7 separate regions of the Mus musculus genome follow, and regions 1, 2, 3, 5, 6 and 7 are each linked to region 4. The links are chromatin loops, found by intact Hi-C in ENCODE. Cell type or tissue: left cerebral cortex. All regions are shown on one strand. Region 1 overlaps 9130015A21Rik (RIKEN cDNA 9130015A21 gene). Region 2 has its middle 40 kb from the start of Agr3. Region 3 overlaps Ahr (aryl-hydrocarbon receptor). Region 4 has its middle 120 kb from the start of Mir680-3. Region 5 overlaps Ahr (aryl-hydrocarbon receptor). Region 6 overlaps Ahr (aryl-hydrocarbon receptor). Region 7 overlaps Ahr (aryl-hydrocarbon receptor).

What was found. Peaks named below come from ENCODE experiments on the same cell type or tissue, not always from the same donor. Only the 100,000 strongest peaks of a DNase experiment are listed, where the experiment ranks them.
Region 1: a loop joins it to region 4, with 3.0 times the contacts of the local background. A loop is called at or near these places in 9 of 42 quality-filtered maps.
Region 2: a loop joins it to region 4, with 5 times the contacts of the local background. A loop is called at or near these places in 8 of 42 quality-filtered maps.
Region 3: it touches region 4 in a loop (2.2-fold over the local background); 4 of 42 quality-filtered maps call a loop at or near these places.
Region 5: it touches region 4 in a loop (4-fold over the local background); 13 of 42 quality-filtered maps call a loop at or near these places.
Region 6: it touches region 4 in a loop (2.7-fold over the local background); 3 of 42 quality-filtered maps call a loop at or near these places.
Region 7: a loop joins it to region 4, with 2.5 times the contacts of the local background. A loop is called at or near these places in 3 of 42 quality-filtered maps.

The regions. Positions count from the first base shown.
Region 1 is chr12:35,672,313-35,676,312 of GRCm38, forward strand. It overlaps 9130015A21Rik (RIKEN cDNA 9130015A21 gene), which reads right to left. Exons shown (of 5, transcript NR_045050.1): 4 at 1,799-1,967; 5 at 1-227. Among named protein-coding and RNA genes, the nearest start is that of 9130015A21Rik, 21 kb to the right of the region's middle. In left cerebral cortex, a CTCF peak has its summit at 2,409 (motif pointing left); a DNase peak (open chromatin) is centred at 2,396.
Region 2 is chr12:35,883,447-35,887,446 of GRCm38, forward strand. No RefSeq gene overlaps it. Among named protein-coding and RNA genes, the nearest start is that of Agr3, 40 kb to the right of the region's middle. In left cerebral cortex, a CTCF peak has its summit at 1,617 (motif pointing left); a DNase peak (open chromatin) is centred at 1,640.
Region 3 is chr12:35,502,078-35,506,077 of GRCm38, forward strand. Ahr (aryl-hydrocarbon receptor) reads right to left here. Exons shown (of 11, transcript NM_013464.4): 10 at 1,636-2,899. Among named protein-coding and RNA genes, the nearest start is that of Ahr, 31 kb to the right of the region's middle. In left cerebral cortex, a CTCF peak has its summit at 1,672; a DNase peak (open chromatin) is centred at 2,221.
Region 4 is chr12:35,310,867-35,314,866 of GRCm38, forward strand. No RefSeq gene overlaps it. Among named protein-coding and RNA genes, the nearest start is that of Mir680-3, 120 kb to the left of the region's middle. In left cerebral cortex, no CTCF peak of the experiment used is centred here; a DNase peak (open chromatin) is centred at 2,288.
Region 5 is chr12:35,530,063-35,534,062 of GRCm38, forward strand. All of the region lies in intron 1 of Ahr (aryl-hydrocarbon receptor), which reads right to left. Among named protein-coding and RNA genes, the nearest start is that of Ahr, 2.9 kb to the right of the region's middle. In left cerebral cortex, a CTCF peak has its summit at 2,282 (motif pointing right); a DNase peak (open chromatin) is centred at 2,279; H3K4me3 peaks cover 625 bases; H3K27ac peaks cover 31 bases.
Region 6 is chr12:35,495,488-35,499,487 of GRCm38, forward strand. Ahr (aryl-hydrocarbon receptor) reads right to left here. Exons shown (of 11, transcript NM_013464.4): 11 at 2,492-4,000. Among named protein-coding and RNA genes, the nearest start is that of Ahr, 38 kb to the right of the region's middle. In left cerebral cortex, no CTCF peak of the experiment used is centred here; no DNase peak of the experiment used is centred here.
Region 7 is chr12:35,512,506-35,516,505 of GRCm38, forward strand. It overlaps Ahr (aryl-hydrocarbon receptor), which reads right to left. Exons shown (of 11, transcript NM_013464.4): 3 at 2,516-2,619; 4 at 354-443. Among named protein-coding and RNA genes, the nearest start is that of Ahr, 20 kb to the right of the region's middle. In left cerebral cortex, no CTCF peak of the experiment used is centred here; no DNase peak of the experiment used is centred here.

The DNA.
Region 1 (4,000 bases), 360 kb after region 4:
TGTTTAAATAGGTAGACTTGCTTCTCACTAAAACCAAACAGTGCTTGATGATTCAATGAGATGACTCAGTAGGTAAAAGCTTTATTCAGTGTCTTTGTTTCCATCGCTGTGAAAAAACACCATGACGAAAGGTAACTTGAGAGGAAAGGTATTATTTCTTCTTGTACTTCCAGATAACAGTCCATGGCAGAGGGAAGTTGTGGCAGAAACTCAAGCAAACCAGAAACCTGTAGGCGAGAAACGAAGCAGGAACATTGTTTACTGGTTTATTTCTCATGCCTTGCTCAGCCTGCTTTCTTATATAATCAGCATCATTTGCCCAGGATTGGCACTACCCACAGTAGGCAGGGCACTAGCACATCAATTACTAACTATAAAACTGCACTACAGGTTTTCCCACAGGCCAGTCCGGTGGTGGTATTTCCTCTATTGAGATTCCATCTTCCACATAATTCTATCTTGTGTCAAGTTCACATAAAACTAGCCACACATTCTATAAGCCTGACAGACAGCCTGGAAGAACAGAAGAAACTCCTTAATGCCTGTCATGGCATACCTCTGCCTGTGCTTACATATACACATGACACATCCGTGAATGATACATTTTTAATTAAGTACAAAGAAATAGAAGCATGCTGTCACTGTAGTAAAAGGACTATGTTACAATAGGACATTAGAAAGTGCTTGTAGGTAGAAATTCTCAACGCTCTTGGGGCATCCCTCACCGTCAGTGTCATCTCTGTTTGGGGCTGGACTAGTGTGCATCTTCCCCAGGACCTATTTTATGAAATGAATACCATGTTTTAAATAAAGATTCAGAGTAGATTAATTTGCCAACAGAAGGCAGCTATAGACTTTTCTTTGTCATGGGACTGAAAAGAAACAAATTTCTACCTCAATCAAATTTTATATTTTCTCTATACAAATATGTTCGGATATTTATTAAATGTCATATGTACTCTACAATCCATATTTTCAGAATATTTTACACTAAAACTTTAGATGTTTTGACAATAAAAATATTCCAAGGGCAATGTTTTGTGCGTGATCATTCCATCTTTCCTTTTACACCAGCTTCTCCGAGTACACTATGTAACCAATGGTGTTTCGAGGGCTCTGTCTTTGAAGTTTGCAGTGAGGAAACACACTTCATCATCTCCTTAACTCCTTCTGAGCATTCATCTCTAGACTGCTAACGAACCTGGACTGAGAATATACTTCCAACCAACTTCATCACCTACCCCTAAAACAGTCAAAAAGATTTTGTTTTCTAATGCTTGGCAACAGATTTGAAAACGAATTTGTTTCCTACACTGGCCAATCATTTTGTAACTTTCACTTATTTTAACAATTGTGGCAGATTCAACAACTTCAATCTAAAAAAAATCCAGAATTTTTTTTTCCACATAGAAGGTTTTTGTTTTGTTGTGTTTTGTTTTCATGCTGGCTGACACGGGAAAGAGAAAATAACATTGGAGTCTATAGTAAATCTTTCAATATGGTGACCATATTTTTAGGTTTCAAGAAGGGTTGAGGGGCACATGAGGAAGGTCCCACAAAGGAGAGTGAGTATGGAAAATGGTAACATTCCTATAACAGATGCTGTCTTCTGAACTCCTTGGATGACATGCATACACATACATACAAAGAGGCAAAATATTCAAACATAAAAAACTATTTTTTTAAATGTTAAAAAAAGTTTTGAAGTACATTTTTTTCTCTCCTTTACGGTTCTTTCTCATCTAACAATATACAACATAGTACAGGAAACTCTGGCAAGCTTTGACCCCAAACATACCTAGACTCGTAGAAGGCTGTGAATTGGCACAGGAAGGCAGTAAAGGCAGGGTGGCTCCCAGCAGCAGTGCTCATGGTGGAGCACTAGACCGGAATTGAGCTGAAAACTATAGAGTGTAGCAGAGTAGAATTGGTGCCGGAATAAGTGATCAGAAATGCAGGAGCAGGACCTAGTTGGGCAGAAAATAGGACAAGTGATTAGATATCCCAGGATCCTTAATCAGGGGACACTTGTCCTCTAGACATTAAGCTAAGAGCTGTTCATAGTTTACAGTTAAACACCTCTTTAGAGAACTGCCTGGCTCCAAATGGGGGGAGGGGGGTCTTGTTCTCTCCCCATCCCTCAACCCCTTATTCTTAACTCAATTCCTTTACATCTTGTAGCACCTAACAACGTTTTCTCTTAACTTTTGGCTAGATTTTATTTCCTATGGTTGTATGTCCCCACACATTTTTTTAAATGGTTCGAGTTATTGTACAAAGCAACGAGCTTCGCGTTGACCCTTTTTTTTTCAAAAGGAGTCCATACTTTGACCATACCCATTTCCCATTACCTCCTCCTAGGTTTTCTTCCAGCTCTTGTATAGTAGACTAGCGCCCCCTCCTGGAAACAGCCATGGTCCCTAGCTAACTGGTGAGCTAGTTACTCCAAGAGACTGGGTTTTTCCACAGATGGGATCCACTCCCACAATCCCCTGTGACACTATTCTAATGCTACTGTATCTGAGATCAAATAGTTGTTTAGCACCATCTGCTGTATAATCCCAATTCTCTTTTTTCGGGGGACGGGGGTGGGGGAAGAATTAACAGTCTCTACTTCTAGATAACCAATCATGGGGGATGAAGAAACGTGAGTTTCTTTGGAGTACCAATGATCTAAGAGGCAAGGTGAAGAGATGCTATCCGTTCCCTTTTGCTCCTTTTATTAGCTCAGCTTGGAAAACTAATCTTTCTCATCAATGGCATTTAAGACCGATTCAGCTGATGTTCAATTATAAGGTAAGCAGAAAGAAGAAAAAACAATCTAAAAATGAAACAAAACAAAACAAAAGAAAACAACAACAACAACAACAAAAAAAACCCTAACTACAAAAAAAATCTTCTGGGTATATTAAGACATTTTACTTCTATCAAGTAGTCAACAAGAAACCAAGAAGCATCTGTGGGCCCATGCTGATGACTGTATCACCTTATAATCCATATTCCATTACCTTGACAAACCGTCTATGACTACAGAATAGAAACATTTCCTTAAAGACATTATAAATTATTTTAAATGGGAAAAAACAGGCTATTGTCTTAACCATAGTTCTATGGATGTGGAGAGACACTATGAGCATAGCAATGCCTATATAAGAATGCGTTTAATTGGGGCTAGCTTATGGTTTCAGAAGTTTAGTCCATTCTTGTCATGGCAGGGAGCACGACAGCACACAGGCAGACATGGTGCTAGAGAAGTAGCTGGGAGATCCACATCCTGAGTCATAGACAGAAGGAAGAGATAGATGCTGGACCGGGATTAAGCATTTAAAACCTCAAAGTCCACCCCCAGTGACACAATTCTAATAAGGCCACACCTACCCAACAAGGCCACACCTCCTAATCCTCCTAACTAGCACCACTCCCTGATGACTAAGCATCTGAGCCAATGGGGGTGGGGAGCGCCATTCTTATTCAAACCACCATAACTGTGACAATTATTTATGCCTTCACCTCCCAGCTTAAGAAATGAGCTATGTGGGGGTTGGAGACATAGCTCAATCCATAGCAACACTTGCTGCAGCATATGAGGAACTGTTTGGATTCCAGTACCCAAGCATCATGCGGCCATATGCACATGCCTATAACTCTACTGCTGTGGGGAGAGAGGTGGTGGAGACAAGTTCAGCCGGGCTTGCTGGCTGCCAGTCTAGCTTCAGCTTTGGTGAGAGATACGGCAGGAATTGATAGATTGTGGTTGGTAGTATCTTCATCTGGCCTCTACTTAGATACCTGTGCATGCAGATCTGTACCACACTCACACACTAAATACATACACATAAAGGATTAAAATATTTCAATAATGTCCCTCATCTCCCGCTCCTTAAACATAACCCTCTTTTTCATTCTGGTGTTTATCAACCCACCTTTTACTTTCTTTGCATTTTCAATCTGTGTGACACGTGTGCTCACCTGAAAGTGTTCTGCATTTCGCTTTTCATAA
Region 2 (4,000 bases), 570 kb after region 4:
GGAAAAGCACACTGCCATGGGGCACATGGGATTCTGCCAACATCACTCAAGGGGTTAAATGGATGAGAAAACCACTGTAGGAGAACCTGAGGTGGCATTGGGCATCCTAAGCACAGTTGAGAGAAGACAGAAGGCATTACCTCAGAGGAACAGAACATACTAATGCTCAGAAGACTTAAACACCCAACAGATAATATTGGTGCCTCTCTCCGTTAAGCCATGTTCAACCATTGGACATTGTTTAGTTCTGTTACGTGTTGCCTTTTTAATTTAATTGCCTCACTGTGAGTAAGTAGTTCTATGGACTCTCTTATCAGTCTGTTTTTCTTCCTGCTTTCAGGTCCCTCAGAAAACTGTTGCACAGGTTAGCATGGCATGAACATGTCAGTACTTATTGACAAGACCCTGGAAACTGTGTAGCAGAGGCAAGCCTCAGCACAGGTGGCATGCAGCACCTCAGCTGAGCGCTATGAGGAAGTCCCACAAATCAGAGGCCCCAGGGAACTAATCCTGGTTCGTAACACATAACATGCTTGCATGATCTTGTTTGGCATTGTGACTTACCTACAAATCTATTACTTGACTTATATAAACTCTAGCATATGCAATAATGTGGCTTGTTATACTGTTATTATAAATATATGTCTTTATTACTTTGTTTAATCTTCAATCCCTGAGAAATCCAATGGTTTTTATTTTTATTTTTTAATTTTCTTTACTAAGTCAACATTCCACAAAGTGTACTCTATGAGTCAGACAACCAGGGCCATGTGGTAATCATGTCCTGGACGTCTTTTCAGACCCTAGCTATTGAAAATGGGCCTTCTGGGTATCTCTACTCCTCCGATCCCTAGCTCTTCAGTCTGTGTATAATTAAGCACTGCAGGAGAAGCAAAAGAATTGGCCTGTGCCACCCATGTAGTATGGGAATGGGAGCCCACAACACTGTGACAGTTCTCTGGGTCTTCTTGGGGTGGGGGTAGGCGGTCCACTGTGGGAGTTTCAGGGTGAAGAAGCTGATGGGATCTGAGGAAGTGTGAGGTCCAAGTTTTATCCAGGACATGCCTAGAGAGAAATGGGAAAACCTATGGGTCAGCAGTAGTTTTGGTAGTTTAAGGAAGAGGTTTAAGGAGGAGCCACTGTTGGCATTTATATTTCGACCTTCATATAAACAATTTGCTGAAAGTAATTATCATTATTTTTTTTCTTTCCTTGAGACATTATATAGCCTTGCTGACCTGGAGCTTGTTATATAGACCAGACTGTCTTCAAACTCCTGGAGATCTGCCTGCTTCTGCCTCCCAAGTGCTGACATTAAAGGGGCAACTGCACCCAGCAAATGGATCTCTCTTTAGAGCTTTACATTTCTAAAAGGGGTATAGGAGGTTTGAGACTGCAAGCCCACATCCAAGGAGCAATAATTAACTCCACACACACTGAGGAAACATGTCAGAGAACAGGAAACATTGCCATCTTCTGCCTATATGAGAATGCTGCTTTTCTTTTTTTAAAACAAACAAACAAACAAAAAAACAAACAAACAAGCAAACAAAAACAAAGAGCTTTGTTCTGATCAAGACCAAGCTACTATTAGAATGTGTGGTCGGTGAGCACATAGCGCCACCTTGTGCAGCTGGGTGCCCTGTGAATGTCTCCTGTGTAGGAAAAATGTAAGCAGCAGAAGTGGAGGTTGTCTCACAGTGGGAGCCAATTCAAGTAAGCAGGCTTTTAGTGTGCAAACATAACTGTGTAAACAAATTCCCAGTTCTTTGCAAAGCAAAGCAGTGGGACCCATAGAAAAACAAAAAGACTAGTTTCTAAGCAGAGCAGGGGATGAGTCTGTTATGAGGGAAAAGTCACAAAAATAAGGTTGGGGGAAGGGAGGAATAACACGGGGAGGAACCAGAGGGAAGGGGAAGCGAGAAACAGGGTCTTAAAAAGGGAAGCAGCTTGAAGAGAGTTCGAGCGGTGTTGGAAGAGAGAACAGCGGAAAAGTAACTGTGGCACCCGTAAACCACAGCAACTAAGACACAGCCCCACCTGCACGCCTCCCCTCCCAGTGGATGTTTTAAGGTGGACAGTGACTTCCAAGTTCTGGCTCCCAGTCTCTGGAACTCCCAGTCTGCCCATTCCGCTGAGCTCTTCCGAAAAAAAAAAAAAATCGCACAGTGAAATCATGAATGTTTTAACGAAACTCGTAGCCTCCGATGAAAATCTAGAAAAGCCCTCAAGAAAACATGTTAGGCATCCGTTGATGTTTGTTTAATTCTTGTCGGGAGCCAAGTGAAAATGTTTGCATGTGCAATCTGTGCACAGTCATCGATCTGGTTCCATCAGGATGTAGCAGAGAGCAGCTGAGAGAAGTCAGGAAAGCCCAAAGGCGCCCGGCAGCCATTATCCCTATTTGGCCCCATTTTAACACTGAAGTTACCTTTCTATTAACTTTAAAAACTTACCATGACTCTATGGTCTTCTGATCCTGGGGATTGTGGTCACCATTGCTTCTTCCTATTCTAAGGCAGAAACGATCTCTCTTTGCTTGGAGAGAATCTAAACGGCCCTGAGTTCTTTGAGGAAACATAACACGGATGGACTCCTTAGAAGAGTCAATAATGGGTGACCATTTTTTAACTTATTCGTTAGTTATTTAATTAGTTATCCCCTTTATTCTAGTAAAGAATAAATCGTTCTTAGTCCTGTGTCTAAGAGAGGAGTGTTGGTAGAAACAAGTAAAAACGTATGATCTGAAAGATGGAGCACCTGTTAGGAGCTCTTTTGCTGCTCTTTCTGAGGATCTGAGTTCGATTCCCAGCACCCAAGTTATATGGTTCACAGCTGCACATAACTTCAGCTCCAGGAGATCCGATACCACGGGTTCTTGCATACACCTGCCATACAGACACTGAGACAAATATGTATCCTTACATGAAAATAAATCTTTGTTAAAAATTAACTCCCAGCAGATTCTGTGTTGCAGTCTATTTCTGTTCATCTAGATCCTTGCCCCCTGGATGGTCTGAGTAAGCCAACCAAAGGGAACTCTTGCCTCCAAATAAAAATGGACGAAAGAACTGAAGAGTCCAGGAGACATGGAAAACTCTCTTAAAAGTCAGCACACGTAAGCGCTTGAACCTTCAGCATTATGTGGTGCTGACTAAATAGAAAGTACATTATTCCCCTCTGCTTTCCTCAACTATTTGTAATCATAAAATCAGAAATGCCTATAACTTCTGGTGCTTAAAAAAAAAAAAAGTGAAGACAAGGCTGGAGGTGGCTCAACTCTTAAGAGCACTATCTGCTCTACCAAAGGACTTGGGTTCAATGCTTAGCACCCATATGGTGGCTCACAACTGCCTGTCATTCTAATTATAGGAGATCCTATACATTCTTCTATCCTGCATGGGCACCGTGCATGTGTGTGGAGCACAGACATACAAAGCATACAAGCTAAACACAACCACACCCAAAATGAATAATAACAATAGTTAACTTTCTAAGTCACCAAAGTCTGCTGTGATCGTACGTAGCACTGGGGAGCCAAGGGCAGAAAGATCACCAAACACCTGAGGTCAGCTTGAGCCACTGGCAGAATAGAATTGCCTGTCTCAGAACAAAGTAACTGCCACTAAAAAGAAAACAGCCCATGAATCTTCTCAGCTAAAAATGTGACTACTGTCATGTAGACTTTAAATATGCATATCAATTTTAGTAACTGCTTCAAAAATCTTTATTTTAGGTGAAAAAAAATGTTTCCCCATAACATTGGATTTTTTTTTACACTTTATTGTAGCCAAAGGTTCAGGAATACAGATAGATAGGAAGGTAGATAGATAGATAGATAGATAGATAGATAGATAGATAGATAGATAGATAGACAGACAGACAGACAGACAGACAGATAGATAGATAGAGGGATGGATGCATGGATGCATGGATGCATGGACGGACGGACAGACAGACAGACAGACAGATAGTTAGATAGATAGATGGGTGGATGGGT
Region 3 (4,000 bases), 190 kb after region 4:
TGCTGGAGGTCCAGTGAAGGGCCTTGTGCATGCTAACCCGGCTCGACCACTGAGCTAGCTATACTCTTGACCTTTTGTTCTGTGTCTCACCATTTTCCAGACTGTCTTCAAATTCACTCTACAGCCCCAACACCAGGCATGAGAAAAACCCTTTTGAGTTGCTGCTCAGGGTTGTCCTACAGGTAATATACAGACTGTGCAGGTTGTATTTAAATATTTAGGAACACACACACACACAGAGCAATGAAAGAAAAGAGGCCAAGAAACTGAAAGAGAGCAAACATGGTAGATGGGAAAGGTTGTAGAAAAAAAAGGGAAACAGAAAAGGAATACAATTATGGTTCATTTCAAAAATAATAAATTAAGAATAAAATATTATGTGTATAGTTGTTTTGCCTGCATGATGTATGTTTGTATGTATACACACACACACACACACACACACACACACACACACACACACACGTGCATGTGCAACACAAGTATGCAGTGCTCAAGGGTGCAGAGAGAGCACTGGGTGCCTGGAAGTGGAAACTGTGGACTGTTCTGAGCTCCCATGTGGGTGCTGGGGATCAAGAAGGGTAAGCAAATGTTAATTGCCAAGCCATCTCTCCAGGCTAGAAATGTTGTTATTTTTTTCACTGCCGCACAATTACTCATATGAACAGGTTACAATGTGACATTTCAATTCATCTATATAGTGTGTAAGCAAATCAGGCAATTATCTTTCACTGTGAACACTCATCTGTTATTTGCATGAAGAACCTTTGATTTCCTTTTTTTCTAGTGATTTTGAATCATGCAATGAACTGTTGTGAACTTCTGTCATCCTGCTATGTTGTAGAAGAGCCGAAGTTACTCCCACTATCTGTCTGTTACTACCCAATAGCCAGCCCCACTCTGCGGCCATTTCCAGCATCTGAGGGATCAGCCTTGGAGGTTTGCACACATGGATGCTCTCTATATTCTATAATGTCCTTCAGACACACCGCTTTGAGGCAAATACTAATATTCTATTCTTTTATGAGTAAATTATATCCAAAGTATGGTTAATCCATTTTCTTTATAATAACTATTAAAAATTTTTAGGAAATCTTTTTCCTAAAAATTTTCAGGAAAAAGATTGACCAAAACTATCATCTTCATTCTCCATTCAAAAAAAAAAAAGTCCCATACAATCAGACACAGCAGATTCACTCACAATCTAAAAAGCAACCAGGACTGTGATTTAAGCCACACTTTTAAATGGCTATACTCAAACAGCTCATGAATAGTTACTTAATAAACTTCATGTTAGTCAAGATATTCTTACAATCTAAACCAGTATATCTTCAAATAAGCTAATATTTGTAAAGAGAAATTTATTAATATAAGCATGATATCCTCCTGAGGGGGTAACAAAGAACAGTTATTAAATTATCTAAACATCAACTTGCTTTTAAGAAAATTATTTAAAATAATTTATTATTCATACTATTTTAAGTAAACTATAATGAAGTTAATTACGTGACCATAAATATAACGAAAGCAGTTCCGAAGTTGCTTGCTATCTAAAATGGGTTATGATGATATGTTTAAGTGTAATACAGAGATGCTTAGGCCTACAAGGTTTTTTCAGCTGTCGAAAGCCCTTACCTTGCTTAGGAATGCCTGAGAACCTGGAATTTCAGAGCTGTACTGCGTCTGGTCCACAGGGGTGCGCTGTGGCCCTGGCTGGCACTGATACATGGACATGGCCCCAGCATAGTATGCCTGAGGACTGACCATGGCGGACTGTGAGTTTATCCCATGACTTTGGTTTTCAGGAACTTGTAAACAACTGACAAAATCTAAATTAGAAGTAGTGGGATGCAGGGACGGTTCAAAATCCCTTCCAGGGAAGTCCAACTGCACACTCTTGGAATGTTCTGGAAGCAGAGGCTGATTACAGGGAGCAAAGTTCTGTGTGTAAGGCACACTGTCCACCTCTGGTTTGTAGGGAAATTCCTGAGCAGTCCCCTGTAAGCTGGAAAAGAGCTGATAGTGCTTTAGTTCCTGCTGGGGACAGTTGAAAGACACGGGAGGGGTGGGGTTCCAACTTGCAAACGTGCCGTTGATTTGCGTGTGCTTCGGACCCAGATCTTGCTGGGGGCACACCATCTGACACAGCTGCTGCTGGGGCTCCAGAGCCTGCGGCGGGGGCTGCTGAAGCTGTTGCTGTTGCTCTAGTTGCAGGCGCTCCTGCAGCATACAGCTTAGGTGCTGAGTCACAGGCTGCTGCTGGCAAGCCGAGTTCAGCAAAGTTGAATTGTTCAGGGAATCCTGCACGTAGGTCAGGATTTCGTCCGTTATGTCGATGTCTTTGAAGTCAACCTCACCAGCAGCGGTGGAGTCAGTTCTGAAGAACTCCTCGTTCTGCATGCTTCTGATATCTTCAAAATCAATCCCAAGGTTCCTCATGATGCTGTACAAGTCATTATTTTTATTATCCGGAAAGAGCTCTGAGGGGCCGCCAGAGAGTGCAAGGTTCACGTCCTGAGCATGGCCAATTTGCTCATGTTTCAGCGCAGCCTCACTTCCTGCGGCCGCAAAGCTGTCTTGCCAACTCCCGCACTTGCTCACGGAGCCCATGAGAAAATGGCTGTCTAACAGCGCAGGGCTTGAAGGAGGACACAGATAGATGGACTCATCCTGCTGGATGAGGGCACTCATAAGAGAACTGGGGTGGAAAGAATCCTTACTTGGGGTTGACTGGGGAGCCCAGTCTTTCCTGCTAGTGTTGCTTTTGGTGCGTATTGGTAGGGGATCCATTATGGGAGAGAAAGGGCTGGAGATCTCGTACAACACAGCCTCTCCGGTAGCAAACATGAAGGGCAGCGACGTACTTCGCTTCTGTAAATGCTCTCGTCCTTCTTCATCCCTAACAGGGTAGGCAAGAAGGTCTGAATACATTAGAGTTTGATCATACATGATTTAAGTAAGATATTTCTAAAAGGAAGAAAAGGTAAAACGCACTAAAGCTGAGCTTGATAGCAAGGAACATGGATTTTATTTTGAACTAAATTATTCTCATGACTAGTGTTATGCAAGTGGAGTGAAAACTATATAGGAAAAACATATAAATACCAAAATAGAAATATACCTAAATAAAATAATAACTAGGAGACATAAATGGAATACAAAAGAAATGGACAACAGCAAATCAATAAATGAAATGTCTACGCCTGGAAGACACTGGTGACATCAGAGGTCTGTCAGCTGTAACAATCAATGGTTTTATGAAGCATACATCCCCTATGGGTAATATAAACATTCACTATGGTTATGGGTTAATGACTCAGTTCTGTGCAAATGTTAATTCTTTCTTGAAAGAGTTATGTCTTCAAAATCCCAACAGTGTTTTTTGTTGTTGTTGTTGTTGGGGATTTAGTCTTTAATAAATGAGTTTTAAAGTACATTTGGAAACATAAAGAGTAAAGAAGAGCCAAGACAATTATGAACGAGAACAAAATGTATCCAAAAACAACAACAAAAAAAGACATGTATTCACAATATAAAGATAGCACAATTAGGGCTGTGTGATGACCCATAAGGCAACAGCAGTGGACAGCCAGCAGCTCTAGAAATGGCAGTGACCGGCCAGCAGCTCTAGAAATGGCAGTGACCAGCCCATAGCTCTAGAAACAGGACCACATATAGAAGCCTGACAGGCAGTGCAGTGCTCAGACTCTGTCAAGGGTTTGTCTCCTTAACAAATTCTGTTGGCTAACTTGATAGTCAAAAGGAAGGAGAAAACCAGTCAGGATGCTTAGCTCTACCTAACTCCTAAAAAGCAATTAATATTTCACCAAAGATTCCTTTCTGGAATCTGTGAAAAGCTTCCAAATTGCTGTGAACCTACTGTAAACAAGTGCTATAGTTTTCCTTTTATTTTTGAGATGACATTGTCTTTCATCTCCTCAACTGCAGGATGAGTTGGGCATTTTTAGCTTCATCTACTTAGCTGCTTGATAAAGCTTAT
Region 4 (4,000 bases):
TGATTATAATAACCAAAATGTGGAAGTAAACCAAGTATTCATTAAAATGTCATATATACTCATGCAAGAAAATAATGAGCAATACAAGGAATATGATGCTAAAAGTTGATACAACGTGGATGAACTTTAAAAGTACTTCCCAGCTTATCATTGTCACCTATAAAGTTCATGGTCAAGAATGGTAAAATCAGGCCGGGCATGGTGGCCTTTAATCCCAGCATTTGGGAGGCAGAGGCAGGAGGATTTCTGAGTTTGAGGCCAGCATGGTCTACAGAGTGAATTCCTGTAGAACTAGAGTTACACAGAGAAACCCTGTCTCAAAAACAACAACAACAACAACAACAACAACAAAGAATGGTGAAATCAAGTTTAAAAAAAACTACACAAAAGAGTCTCATACTTATTAAGTTTATAATTTTGTGTTGTTTGAATGCACAGCTATTCTTGGCTGCATCCAGCCTGTCTTAGTGTTTGTGGGGTCTTAAATCAAGGAAGCCATGGTAAGCTCTGACTGTCCAGAATGCTCCCTCTGCAGGCTGGAGCTCTGACTATTCAGAGTGCTCCCATTGCACACTAATGCTTCAAGCCCTTCCCTTGACATGGGTCATTCCTAGGTGCTTTACCATATACCACTGCTCGGGATGCTCAGGATAAACTCTGGATTTGGCTGGAGTGGCTCTGTGATGACACTTTCAGCTCATTTGAATCATTCTTTCACTCCTCCCTCATTAATGCTTTTAAAGTCCAATGGAAAGATGTTTAAATAACAGTTTCCTTGTGGAAGGGTGGTACAGGAGGGGTCAAGCACACCACAAGAAGACCTACAGAGTCTACTGACCTGGACCCATGAGAGCTCAAAAAGACTGAAACACCAACCAAATAGCATGCAGGGGCTGGACCTGGGCCTCCCACACATTTGTAGCAGATGTGCAGCTTGGTCTTCAGGTAGGTCCCCTAACACTTGGAGCGGAGGCTGTCTGTGACTGTTGCCTGCCATTGGATCTCCTTCCTGGACTGCCTGATGGGGTCTTAGTGGGAGGGGAGGAGCTTGTTCTTGCTGGGACTGCATGTTCCAGGGTGGGATGGTACCCAGCAGATGCTTCCCCTTCTCTGAGGTCAGGGGGAACAGTAATGGCGGTAGATTTGTGGGGGCTGGGCTGGGCTGGGGAGGAGGGAGGAGCAGCAATTGCAATGTCATATAATAAAAAATAAATAATGAAAAGAAAAAAAGAGTATTAGAAAAAAATAATACCCCTAATCTATCTCATGTATTCCATCACTTGTTCAGACAAATATTATTTCTGCTTCATAAAACACGGTTTTATTAACAGAATTAATTCTGATTTATTGTCTGTATATTTAGTCGGTGAATACTTGAGCTGGTGAACAATTTTGACAGAGTTTTTCAGATTTTAGTTTGGGGAGATGTTTAAAAAAATGTAATAACAGACGAGGCAATTTCATACTAAAAGGATTGAGGTCCTTCTCTACAAGGGTTAATGCGCATGCGCTTCACTTTTGGTTTTATTTAAAAACTCCACCTTGGTTGATTTTTTTTTTTTCCTATCGTCCTTTCACTTCCTTCTAAATTTTATTTTCAAAGTGCAATGTTCCTATTAATTCTTTGCAAGTTACCCAGTATTGTTTTGGGAACACACAGGTATATATTTTATATACAATCTGACAGCAGCTTTGTCCCCCAACAGCCATCAAGGAGTCGTTGGGGTTTAAGAGGTGCGAGGTGCGAAAGCAGCCGGGTATGGTGGCGCATGCCTTTAATCCCAGCACTCGCGAGGCAGAGGCAGGCAGATTTCTGAGTTTGAGGCCAGCCTGGTCTACAAAGTGAGTTCCAGGACAGCCAGGGCTATTCAGAGAAATCCTGTCTCGAAAAACAAACAAACAAACAAACAAACAAACAAACAAACAAACAAACAAACAGGTGTGAAAACCCCAGTCTGCAGGTGCAAAGGGGTCCTCACACAGCATTTCTAGTAAACTTGGGGTGTCCCGTTGACCCTAGGTTAAGTTTTGTTTTCTCCTTAAAGAAAGAGCAGGCACTTGTGATCCGTTTGTGCCAGGCTTCTCCTTGGAGTTCCCTGAAAATTCTGGCGTCCTTTCAAACCCTTGGGGTTCTCTTCCCCAGACTCCCAAGTGGGCACCAGAACCTCTTTTTCATATTTCATAGCGTTTCTCTCATCCCTTCATTTTCTTGAATCCAGTTTGCCACCCTGCCGCATCCTTTTCTATCTCCACGGTGAACTAAACTCACTAAGGGTTTTCCACTGGGGATTTGTCGGTTTTCTTTTCCGTTTATTTTTAGCCTACTGTAGTGCTATTAAATCCAGACTTCCTCCCAGTTAATCCCGATTTCTGTGGATTATCTCATCCTATCCAAACACACTTGCCAAATATACCGTCTTCCTCTTGGCGTGGGTCAATCCCCCTGATCTTTTATGAGCCGCACTGAGACCTTTGAAGTACAAGTCCCTCTCCCCACTGCTGGCAGCTGGCAGATGAACAGCTGCCTGAGGCAGATGGGGGGATGGGCAGGCATGGTTGCCAGAAAACTGTGGCACGGTAAACAATGCAGAATCCCTCGCCAAAGCCTTTTCTCTTTACTGTTTGGCTTTGAGAGCCATGAGGTAAGCTATTGAAAGAAGCTTCAATTGTGAAACACTAGGATCTTACCCAAATATGTAAGCCCAGAATCATCTTTGCTAGAAAGACATTTTTATAAGGAAATCACTGTCACTGTAGATACCCTTTTTGGCTGGGAGAATCTATTTGCTCTGACTCTCAAAAATTAACGTGGATAGGTCTGAACTGATCGTAACCACCACTGTGGATCTTGCCAGAAGTAAACAGAACTTAGCCATTTCCGAGCAATAGGGACTGCATAGAAGGTGGAACGTACAGAAGGGAGACACCATATCTGGGGTCAAGATGTCTGAAATTACCTTTGTGTAGAGTACTGAGTTAGTTTAAATTGACTGGTAGCCAAGTGCTAAGCAACCATGTAAAGGCCCAAGGGAAGCCAGTAAGATCTGATTGGGAACGTCTGTATAGATGGCTAACGCTTTATGGTGCCTGGATGAGCAATCAATAAGCCAATTATCATAGGTGATCAGAAGCTTCTATGTTAACTTTGCAGCTGACAGACAGGCTTAACTGTGCTGCATAGGGGGCATCAAAAGGTTTCTGGGGAAAGTATTTGCATACAAAGGTTACTCGTACCATTTATGTGCACATGAAGAATACATCAAGGCCTAAGTTCTCTATCCCTCAACCAGTGTCCAAGAGCTGATCATTAAAGAATACTGTGACCAGCTCAGCCATTGGTTAATATGTGAAAGAACACATTTCAAATTGCCCAACATTTGCTATTCAAATATTAGGCTCTGCCGCTGGAAGGCTGTTCTAGCTTGCTCAGTGTGTTTTTCCTGTGGCAAGCAAGAGCTTTCAAAGGACAGAGCAGGCATTTTAGGGAGCCTACATTCCAGGGTACTTTTTTGCCTGTTGTTAATGAAGACTTGTGTAGTTTTAACCACTTGAACTGTGGGAGGGTTTTGTGTGAGATTTGCTTTCATCGTAAGACAATAGTTTTTACTGGGTAGATAACTTCTAAACCGGCTTTCAGCAGCCATAAAGACAAAGGATGGAGTGTTGTCATTTGTATTGTGAGTGCTCAGTTCAAATTCTTTGTCTTGCAAAAAGTTTATGTGGAAAAATTTTACATCTTTAAATATTTATATTTTTAAGTTCAGTGTCTTGATGCCTGGTGTGATCCTTGTGTGATGGTAAATGGCTGTGCACATGGGAGATGGAAACAGGACGACTGAAGAGTTCAAGGTCAGCCTGGGCTACAGAAGACCTTGTTTTAAAATAAAAAACAAACACCATAACAAGAATAAAAATTGAAATTAGTAGCTGGGGTTGTTTCCAGCAACCCAAGTAACACAATTTTAAAAATGGGGTACAGAATTAAACAGAGAATTCTCAA
Region 5 (4,000 bases), 220 kb after region 4:
ACGTAAGTCAATACAGGCAGCATAAAATCCGACTACTGCACACAAACACAGTCACAATATACCAGCTCAACCATTCCCATCACTTGGTAATATTTTTATGTAAAATACGTGGATACAGACATGTCTCTTTGACAAACAATGTGAATGTAAGTCACAAAAAAATTTATAATCTAATTTGACACTATATCTGACTGTAACATTCGGCTCATCCTTAGAAGTATATAAACCCTTGCCCCCCCAAATTCCACCTAAAGAGGTCTGTCCTATGGAAATGACACATTTATATAAGAGTTTACAGACCTCCAGACGATTCTCTGAAACACCAGGTAAATTGCAGAAATGCTAGAAGTGACAGAATGTGCCCTCGAAAGGAAAATCCTGGAGTTAGTCAACAGAACAACATGCAGTTGTTCAAAGTGCTTCACAGGGAGATGTGTGCAGGGAAATGGGGGCTGGAAGGACTCTAAGAAAAAAGACATGAATACAAAAGCAGGAGATGGGCTGGCACAGACTGAGTCCTGAAATGGCAGTCAACTGTTTCAGCCTCAGTGTCATTAAAGAAGGTGCAGTGGACAAGTGGCAATGCCCAGGACAGGGGCCATCATGCACTCTGATTAACCTGTTCATCTAGACAGTCCTGCACTGTAGTTAAGAACATAAGGCTTTAGAGCCAACAACTAGAGATGCAATAACCAAAGTCCAGTTTTCCACTTATTACCTGAATCAACTTTGAATGTGAACCTTAGGTCCCAGTGGCCTGAGCCAGAAATGATAACATTATTTCCATAGTACTATTACAGAAAGGAGACTAAACTATGTATGGAAAATTCTGTGTTCAATGATCCTATCAGTATATATTGGGGAATAAGAGCAAATTTTGCTATATGACACTGCCAAAGAAACAGTTTTTAAAGAGTTTAGAAGTAGAATACTGTTAAAGACCTGCGTAGTGCTCACTCCTAAGTAATGGTGTTAACTAAACACAGGAAGGAGACTGTACTGGTCTCTGCTGGGGAAAATAAGATCCGGCAGTGTCTGTCTGTCAGGCCTGCAACACATAACCAGCAGTAGTTAAAGACTAGGCCTCCACTGGGTCTCCAGCAGCCTTCGGGTTTACTTGACCTTCTGCTTTCCTAGTTTAGTTGTAAGAACAGCAGTGGAGGAGACTGCCCTGCTAGTAAAAACAAAAAACAAAACAAAATAAAACAAAACAAAACAAAAACTTGACCAGGAAAGGGAGAGAGAAAGAACAGGAAATGGTGTGGGGAGAGTAGAAGGGAGGGCCTAGGAGGAGTTGAAGGAGGAGAAAGAATACGGTCAAAATATATTGTATGAAAAAGAGAATTTTAATACAGAAAAACAACAGTAACAGAAACTAGGCCTCACCCTTTAGTTTGAATCTGTTGCTTCTTTCGTTCAGTTTGATGTGAGCCCTTGTGTTAGACACATCCATGGGTGAGCATGAGGCACATCCACAGCCTCGGCATAGATGCCCTCTCACTATTGCTATCTGAGAGAAAATGAAAAATAGTACGGTAGCTGCAAAGTCCTTTCATGTCAGGTGCTGTCTAGCAAAGGGCCCCATACTGTAGATCTGCGGAAAATTTAGTATTGTGTACTGTAACAAAATGATTAGTAAAGTTTTGTTATACAGATGGGGCTCACAACGTTTTAATAGAGTGAAGGGCTTCTATATTACTTCAGCATTCCTGAATACTAACAAGGTAAAAATTGATATTGGTGTGTACTTAGCAGCAGATCATGAGAGCCTTGCTACGGCTGGCTTGAATACCACCACAGCTGCAGGTTTTATTGATTGAGCATCTGCTGTTTGCTAGCAATCCTAAACTACCAGTAGCAGTAAGTAAGACCTTTTCTGTCTTAATAAAGCTTCAAAATATATTTCAAGTTTTAATCACCAGAGTAGATTGTTCCATCTTCTGCTTTGCTCAGCCATTTTCATGAGACTGAATAACTAAACAACTGCACACAACATTTTCCTCTCCAAAGAGAATAAGCAAGAACAGGATTTAAGTGGAAACAGACACATCCCAGAAGATTCTATTCCCAGGTTGGTCTTTGACATTCTGCCTTTGAAGATGAGGATATGGGCTAGATGCAAGGCTGCTTAGGATCTCTTAATTTCCTAACTTTCATTGCACTGAAGAAGGAGGAAACAGCTATTCACAGTGTAGTGTATACAAAACACTGTCCTTGGATGGAATTGAACACATTTCAAACTGATTTCCTTCTACAGATAACTGTCATGGTGGGACCGGCCACTAGAGGGGGCTTATTTTGCATCTAGATCCTCATTTGAAGACTGAAAGAACTTCGGGTTAAAATCATGTCACCCACTTTACTCCAAATTTTCACGGAACTGTATATTTAAATATGACATTTTTCGACACTAGAATTACAATGGGTATGCTCCGTATAAAACAGCTATACCTTAAAGGGTACAAGTTAATTAAATTAGAAAGCACAGTCAACACTTGTGTTTTTTCCTGAAATTGAGGTATTTGGGGCCTCATTGCACACAGGCTAAGTAGTTTAACTTAAAGACTCATACTAAAGCTTGGTGACCTGGTTGTTAAGGGTGAACTTTGATTATGTGATTATACAGCTCACTATTTTCTGTTCAGGGGGGACAACGTAAGTACTTTCACTAAAGGACCTAAGTGCCAGCACTAAAGTCTTCGACAAAGCAAGCTGGTGACCTTTAAGGCATTTGAAGGCTCAGAGTTGATTAAAGGTGTTCAGTACAGATCTGATAAACAGAAGTCAAGGACCAAATAAAATAAAATATAAGTTCGTGGGGACAACAGTTTAGTTGTCCGAAATTATCAAATGCAAATAGTGAGACAATATAATAAAAGGTGTAACTTAATCTAAAAGGAAGTGTTGTCGTGTTAAAAAGGAAGCTCTCTATATTAACTAGAAACTAAGAGCACTCGCCGTTATAATGAATAACATTTAAGATGGTGACCTTTGTATAGAAAGCAGTTTATGTCCTTAAATAACATAAGGAAAATCAGTTACTTAGACTTAGACACTCAAGCGGAGCTCCAAGTTTTATGCCCATGTACATAATACCTGAGATTTTTCATCTCATACTGAGTTAGTATTACTATTAATGAAAACAGGGAACAAGCACTTGAAAGCCTCGGAAACTGTAACTGCCAGGAACAAAGTCAAATTGAGCAAACATGTTTTAACAAAAAGAAACCGTCCTACAAAATACTAAAGCACTGAAAGCCAGGGTCCAAAGAACTGCCGGGGTAGAAAACTGCTGAGTCAACGACATTTGCGTCCTTTAAAGTGTACCAACCATAAAACTTCCAAATTCTGATCAAACTATTTACACATGGACATCTCCTCTCAATATTAATTTGTAAGTCAAGATTTGAGGAACTAGGACAGTTGAAATTCTTAAGGGGAATTAAAATCCACAAATAACCCAACTTCTAAGCTAGTAACTATTTGTAAACAGTGTATAAATCTTAAGTTGGTTTTTTTGTTGTTTTTGTTTTCTTTTTTTGGTTCACTTGGTGATAGCTGTCATGTTTCAAGCAAAACACACACTACTGATTGCCTGAAAGTGTTCCTAAAATAATTTATTTTTTTAAAAAAATAACAAATGGTGAGATGTGGAAACTCCAAGGTAATTATGAATGAATGCATCAATACAGACAACTCCTAAATGGAACCCTGTCTCAATCATGAATCTCTTTTCTGAGGGGGGAAAAAAAATCTCCCATCTCATACAAATAGCCCATGGAAATAAAGACCAAAGCCTGTAATCTCTGTCAGAATTGGCAAAAAAAAAAAAAAAAAAAAAAAAAAAAAAAAAAAAAAAGCAAGGGGAAATGAACTACAGGTAGAGAGTAGAAATAACTTAGAAGTCAGTCTAGTTCTTTTTCCTCTTCTTAATGATTTAAAATTTTACAGACCCAAAAGCACTCCAAAAGGAGGAAGAAAACTGCACCAAAGAGTGGCT
Region 6 (4,000 bases), 180 kb after region 4:
GCCATAGGAATGGTGCCAAGCCCTCCTGGCTGTTCTCTGAGCTGCAGCCTGGGAGAATGCTCAGAACAACACTTCGTATAGAAAGATGTGCAAACGGAGATCTTTCCACTCCAGAAGCATCATTCCTTAAAATCTAAACATTTGTGCTGATTTCTAATGGCTACAATAATGAATTACTGCATTAATTGGCATAGGACAATACAAGTATCTCATATATATATTTTTTTAAAGTATAGAATAGAGTTTATTTAGGGCATGGGGAGGGGAGCTAAGAGGGTAGTAGAGGCAGAAAAAGTCAGAGAGAGAGGGAGAATAGAGAAATAGAGGCCAGCAATGGGCACATGGAGAGTTGGGGGAGGGGAGGGGGAGATGGGCAAGAGGACAGACAGGGAGCAGGAAGGCAAGAGCCCAAATATCTTCTTAATAGAACTAGAGCAGAAATTCTCAACCTTCCTCATGCTGTAGTCCTTTAACCTAGTTCCTCATGCTGTGGTGTCCCCCAACCAGATTTTCATTACTACTTCATGACTGTATTTTTATTGTTATGAATTCATAATGTAAGCATTTAATATGCAAGATATGACTTCCTTGAAAGGGTTGTCCTTCAACCCTCAAAGGGGTCACAATCCACAGGTTGAAAACCCTAAACTAGAGGATGCTTGCTACTCTGGAATCAAGACATCGGAAGACATTACTTCCTTCCCTTTTCTAGCTTCTTGGCCCTTCTTGCATTATCACCATAGTGTCTTCAAATCCTTCTGCTGTCCTCCGTTCTGTTCTCCCTCCCTTCTGACTCTCCAACCTTCCTCTTGCAAGAACTTTTTGATGATTGCACTGAGCCTCCCCAGTAATCCAGGGCAGCCCCTGTGTCAGCCTTCTCTTAAGAGAGAAGGAATAAGCTGTGGTTTCCATGATTTTCGTCCATGGTTTCTTGGCCATGTTACTGCCCAGCACATTTTGAAGGAACTAAGGTAAAAGAGTTTTGCTCACTTTACTGGACTCAGGAAATACAGAAAAAGAGGGGAAGGGTTTGGTCTCAAAATCTCTTCTCAGGATACACCCTTGGTGTCCAGTATCCTCCCATGGTATACTATTATTTAAAGGCTCCATCCCCTCTCAATAGATCATAAGCTAGTGGCCAAGCCTCCAACAAGAGATATAGAGGACATTTTCGATCCAATCTATAGCATCTTGTCATTTCTAGGTCCTGGACTGTACAGTAACATCTACAGAATGTCCCTTGCCACCAAATTAACATACACATGGGTTCTTAAAAAATACAAACTATTCTGTGTATAACCATTTGAAGATTTCAGTTGCTTTTTAAAAATATAGTTTAGTCCTTTATAAAAATGGAATAATTAAATTGACCTCATGGGATGTAAATGAGATAAACTAAATGATGCATCAGGTGGAATGGGAAGATAGAGCAATGCACTTGTGCAGGGACAGTCAGCTGCTCTGCCCTGTATCAGTCAGTGTACTTTGTTCCCTCCAGATCACCTAAACAAACGATGTGAGGTCACTTTAAATCTTTGGTCTCAGTTTCTTCATCTCTAAGTGTGTAATTTTTTATGAATCGTTTTTCCATCTTTATGTGCTGTTATTTGGAAGTCACGTATCTTACACTCAAAGAGGTGATGAAGGGCACTCATAGTGAGCTCAACCTTGAGGGTATTCCTCACAAAGGCAAGAGCTGTAGAATGGATGAGCGTATAAAGAACCAAAACCAGAACCAAGATTTAACAAGATTGGAGATGAAAAGAGGGTGCGAGTGGAGGCTGCAGAGCTGAAAGGGCTGAGGAGACGGTGTGAGGGGATAAGTATCTTTAACTGTGAAGTACAAAGAAGATGGGTGTTTACCTCAAGGTCTTGAAACCTCTCCTCCTATATACTCCAGGAAAGGTGAAGTCTAGGAATGGTAGTATTGAAGAGATGAAGGTACAGAGAAGCACTGGGAAGTTGGAAGCAAGATCATCTGCAGAGTGTTAAGACAGAAATCATAACTACCAGCCACTTCCTTGGAGTAGCCAACACCCTTGCGTTAGCAGTCTTGGTACGATGTGGTAAACTGGAATCATTTGTAATTAAGGAAGCCATTGGACTGAGTGTGCACAGAGATCAGAATGAATACATGATTGTAGTCATGTATTCAGTGATATACAGTAAGAGATGTGATGTAGACTGTTCTGATGTGCACATATCACATCACAAGAGTGAACATCAGTGGTGTGGTACACTGTACAACTTTACTGTCTTGTGTGGCTGCCAACATAATCACACTAGTGGCTGGGGACTACAGATCACTTGTCAGCTTGAGTTTGCTCAGATCAAATAGCTCAAACAGAGAATTTAAGTAACCCTTTCATGAAAGACTTGGTGTATTGGTCTTTCTATAAAGACTACTTTTGCCTAACCATCATATAATGGTACAGGGCTCTGTTTTCTCTATAGAGACAGAAAGAAAAACTTGCATGAAAACACTATTTATATTTGGTGGTTAGTTTATTATCATATATCACTGTTTACATTTCCTTTGATATTTAAGGACATTATAAATCATACTTTAACAAAAATCTATGCATGGCATATGTAAGCAAGTAACAGTTTAAAGGACAGCAAGGAGCTATGTAGACCTAAGATCTATTGATACTCAAACTAGCTTGTGCATAGTAACAATTGAAAAGTTGATACACTGGCATATTGGTTAAGTGTTCAGGTGCTGTAAGAAACACCTAGAAAAGAAGAACTTCAATCAGACATACACAAGAGTCTTAGAATTTCATCTAGAAGTTAATCCCTCAGTCTAGTGGTGCTCTAAGTGGTCTTTCCATTTGGCACTTGGCAATACAGACAAACAAATAGGCAGTTTAATGTGATTTTATTATTCTTAGATGTTTTAGCTATTTTTATATAGATAAGAACACACAATATTGTTTTTAAGACTTTCAGTTTGATAAGTGTGTAATTAAATGCCACCATACTCTCAGTGTCCAAAGTTGTCTTCTTTTTTTTAACTGAATATTTGGTAACATGCAGAAGAGACTGACAAAATGGTTTCTATGACAACTTTTAATGAAAAGTTTACATAGAAAAGTGGGATACTAATTCAGACCACCAGTCTAAATCCTTGGTGACACCTCATGCTGGAAAAAAATTGTGAAATGTTTTAGACAGTTGTTTTTCAATGCTTAATCCTAGAGATTCAGAATTTTGACTGAAAATGCATAGAAGAGATCTTTTTCCCAAAGGCATGTTTACATACATTAATTTTCTAAAAGAAAAAAAGAAGAGTCAACATTTCAGTGGATCTCAACCTTTCTAATGCTGTGACCCTTGAATACAGTTGCTCAGGACCCCAACCATAAAATTATTTTCATTGCTACTTTAAAACTGTAATTTCCCTACTGTTATAAATTGTGATGCAAATATCTGTGTTTTCCAATGGTCTTAGGGGACCCCTGTGAAAGGGTCAGTCTATCTCCCACGGGAGCCACAGAGCACAGGTTGAGAACCACTTCTGGATTTGAATACATCTCAGTTTGGGATCTCATCAGCTTTTTATATAACATATGAAAAACAGATCCAGGACCACATCCTTCATATATCATATCTAAGCAAGAACAGAGACAATGGCAGACACCAGCATTTTTTCTTTAAGCCGTTTGAGAACAGTGCATTTGGCAGAGTGACACATTTGCCATATTGGCAGCAAAGGGTGTATCACATAAACAACTTAAGGTATGGAGGTGAACAAATTGTATTTATCTTTATCTTAATGCCAACGTAAAAGCTTCAATTTACTACTTGATTTCTTTACAAGATACACTGAAAAAATGCATATGAGGTAAGAACTATTCTTAAATGAAAACTGCGAATATTTTACAGATTATTTTGTTCGTTATGTTTATACAATGCACCATTCATTTCAGTCATTAAAACACCTTGCACCTGACATGGCATCTTCCATCTTAACACTCCTCAAATATGAGAAAAATGA
Region 7 (4,000 bases), 200 kb after region 4:
ATGGCAAATGTTCTGTCTGCTTCAAAACCTGACCAGCCTCAGAGTTTCTCTGCCTGGCCCTGATCTGTCAGACTAATGACTTAACCCAGCATAGCAGATACTATAGATAGCGCAGAGCTATATCTGCAGGTCGCTAAAAGTTCCTTATGAGATTACTGATAAATTCAAAAGAAGAACAATAACCGCGAAGCAATATAGCAAAATGCATGTTCTCAAATCTGAAAGAAAAAAAAATCAAGAACCTAAAATTCTTCCAGCACCCATTTGACCTTACACTATAAAACAGATCAAGCAGTAAAGAGTCCATTTTCTAAAAACCTTCATTTGAGATGATGGAAGGGGAATGCATGTACCTGCTGAAAGCCCAGGTAATCTTGGATAGTGGAGGAAGCATAGAAGACCAAGGCATCTGCTGTGACAACCAGCACAAAGCCATTCAGCGCCTGCAGACAGGAAGGTGGCGTTAGAGGTGGAAACTGTCACTCAGAAATCCTGACAGTTAGGTAACAGGCTGTTTCTCTTTATCTCTCAACACCTGCTCTTCAAAATGACTACAATTCTTACGCACCTCAAACACAGCACATTACATATGGACTACCGTGAGTCTACTCATGCCTCCGACTTGACTGAGCAAAAACTTACAGCTAAATCTAAAGTCTAAACAGGTATATGAATAGAATATCAGGCTTTCCATTTTCCTTCTATTCCAGGTTTCTTTGAAATACACTGCATCTAATTTTTTTGATATAAAATAAACTGCCCAGAAAACATTGATGATGGTTACATGCCTTTCTTTAGGGAGCACAGAAGGAAAAACCCACTTGTTGGACCTTTAATTGGAGAAAGCCAGTCAGAAGATAGAACTGTTTCCACCCCACAATACCTCCAGCATTGACTGAATTATAAAGATATTAAAACTTTTATTGGTAAGTACAATGCACATAAAATATAACATTCACATGGAAATGCATTGTCTTATACCTTCTCCTTATTTCTATTCGTTTAAGCCACACTCTACCCCTTCTCCCTCAAGCCTGTATTATCATTATGATTATTTTGTGTTCATTCCTTCTTTTACTTCATGAGTTCTTCTTTTTCTATTTTGTTAATGTTTTTTTTCAAGGTCAGTGTGAATAAAAGGTTTATCTTCCTCTTGGATAACAAAAGTATATGTGCTCATGTCAACTGTCCATTGCCTGAAACTTTGAATCAAAAAGCTCTTACAAGTCCCCACTCAAATTGTCCAACGTCTCCCCAGAGACGCAAGGTAATCTCTTTATTATAACCCCCTATAAAACCAAAAGGCAAGTTACACACTTCCAACATACAACAGCACAGAATATACATGACCATTTCAAAAGGGAGGACTGGAGCACAGGGAAGAAATATTGGACCCTAGCAAGCCTGGAACCCAACAGGGCAAACGCCAGATCCTCTAGCTGTGTGCAGATTGCCAGTTGAGTGTGGTACCTGAATGGGAACTGCACCCTTAGTCTTGGGCATTTGAACAGTTGGTCTCAATTTGGTGGAGCTGTTTGAGGTGCGGCCTTGCTGGAGGAAGTCAGTCACTAGGGGGTTATATGGTCACTCTGAGATTATAGAGTCTCACCCTATTTCCAGTTCATTCTCTCCCCACCCCCTTCTGTGTGTGTGTGTGTGTTTGTGTGTGTGTGTGCAGGCATTTGGTGCTTCCGTGTGAAGCTGTGAGCTCTCAGCTTGCTGCTTCTGTTGCTGTGTCTGCTGCTTGCTGCCATTCTTCCCTACCATGTTGGATTCTAACCCCCCAGTACTGTAAGCCCAAGTACAAGCTCCCTTCTGCAAGTCCCGCTTAGTCATGGTGTCTTATGACAGCAATAGGAAGGACCTGATACAGCTCCCCTCACTTCACCGGCCAGAGCTGCAGGCAATCAGGGAACTGCTTTGCCACCATCATGCCCACTCACTCCTGTTTTAGTTGGATACAATCAGTAACTATCTGCTGATGCTATGAGAGCCAAGCATAGTATGTACTCTAAGAAGACACAGTTCAAAATTTTAAGAACCTATCCACCATCAAACCTACTAGAAACTCCCTCATTCTAAAGCACAAAATGAAGGTCTATGGTTGCTGGGGGAAAAAAACCTATAACATGTAAGTCATGCATTGTTGCTCAAATGAAATGCAAGTTATAATATTACACATTAAAAATAAAATTCAAGTAAAAACAGTCTTTGCACATTGAGTACATGCTTTAAGTCTCTACATGAGCAACATTGTTTTGAAAGTGCACACAGATTCATCAAGAGAAACAACAGGGAGGATGACTAGACCTGATTAATCCAGTTCCCATTATCCCAGGATGATCAGACCAGATTAATCCACTTCTTCTAATCCCATCTGCCAGGAACTAGAGAAGACCAGTGCTGCAGCTGACATGAACGTGGCACAGAGAGACTTCAGCGACTTAAAGAGATTAGCATAGCTGCATCTCCTCCTTCTGTGTGCTCCTGTCCTCCCTGAGGGCACTAGAGTTACCTGTAACAAGAACTCTCCTTCTTGCAAATCCTGCCAGTCTCTGATTTGTGCTCTACACTGGTCCTGGCCTCCATTTCTGTCAGCAGGGGTGGACTTTAATGCAACTATAGGGGGAAAGAAAAGGGAGAAGTAATTACACAAAAGGCACATATTCAAACAAGCACTATTCAAAGACTATAACAGAAACCATCAAATAGATGATTCGAAACACCACGCACGTAGCATGATTGGCGAGAGGCAACACAACCGAACACAGTGGTTATGGCTACCACTTAGCTCAGCATTTTATCATGCACTAACAAATCTCACTTGAAAGCACATGGCTAACATAGCTGACCTGGTTAGGTACAAATCTTAGTTCTGCCATTTACTAGACATATCAACTCCTTGAGCCTGTTTACTGATAATGCGAAAGGGCGATCAAAACAAACACACAAAGTGAGACCGTCCTGCAAAGCTGTTGTGAAGAGTAATGAAAATGCCCATGCAGTTCCTGACACAGCAGACCAGCAGTTCAATAAACAGTTGCTCTAATTAGAGTGTTTACCAGAGTTTAAGGATTGCCTTATTAGAAAGAATAATCTGCTAAATGCTTCGCATTCTTATCTTCCCTGATCCCTTGCTACCCTGTGATATTTAAATAGTGACTCTACAGTCCTCGAGAATTATTTTATTAGATTTCTATGTTCCCCTGGTTCAGGGAAAGCTTTCTGAGCAAGCTAGGGGTCACGTGAGTCATTCTTGTGTTTGCATTTTCTGGCAAATCATCACCTTATATGTCATACCAGAACCTTGGGCCAAGCTCTCGCCTACCTTTGCAGAAGCTGAAAGATATTTCTCTGAGAAAAGAGGCCAGGATTTGGCCTCTGTGTGTAAAATTTTCAAAAGGCCACAGAACAGACTTCCTCAGGCCAAAAAATAGTGTGGGGGTAAACTGGTCTCCTATTAATCAAGACTAAAAGGAAATACTTAAATGTTTCTCACTGAAATGCAGAGCAGAGAATGGCCTTTTCTTCCTTTCTGTACATTCTTACCTAGTGTTGCTGCTTGCTTTGATAGGAAAGCTTGCTGTAAGGCACTGGCTGCTTATAATGCCAAAGGAAAATAAGGACTCTGCTACTTCACCAAGCAGAGAAGATTTGAGCTTTACCAAGTAAGATCCACTGTTGAAAAGATGGGAACAAAGCCAAACTCAAGCCTGTACATTCTTATAAAGGGAGCAGTAGCGGTCTAAAACTAGACCAATACGGTGTCAGGAAAAAAAGACCTCAATTATCATCTGAAATCTCTTCACATTAATTTTTGGATGATGGAATTCATGTCAGTACCAATAAAAGAAAACAATAGCTCAGCATCTAGATACTTGGTTTATTTTTGTACGGCTAATGAGAAACCAAAGGTATTTGTCCTGTTTGCTACAGGGCTTGTATTGAGATTAGTAACCAATGCAATTGGACTTAGCCAGTCTTTCAGGAGGATTTGCAA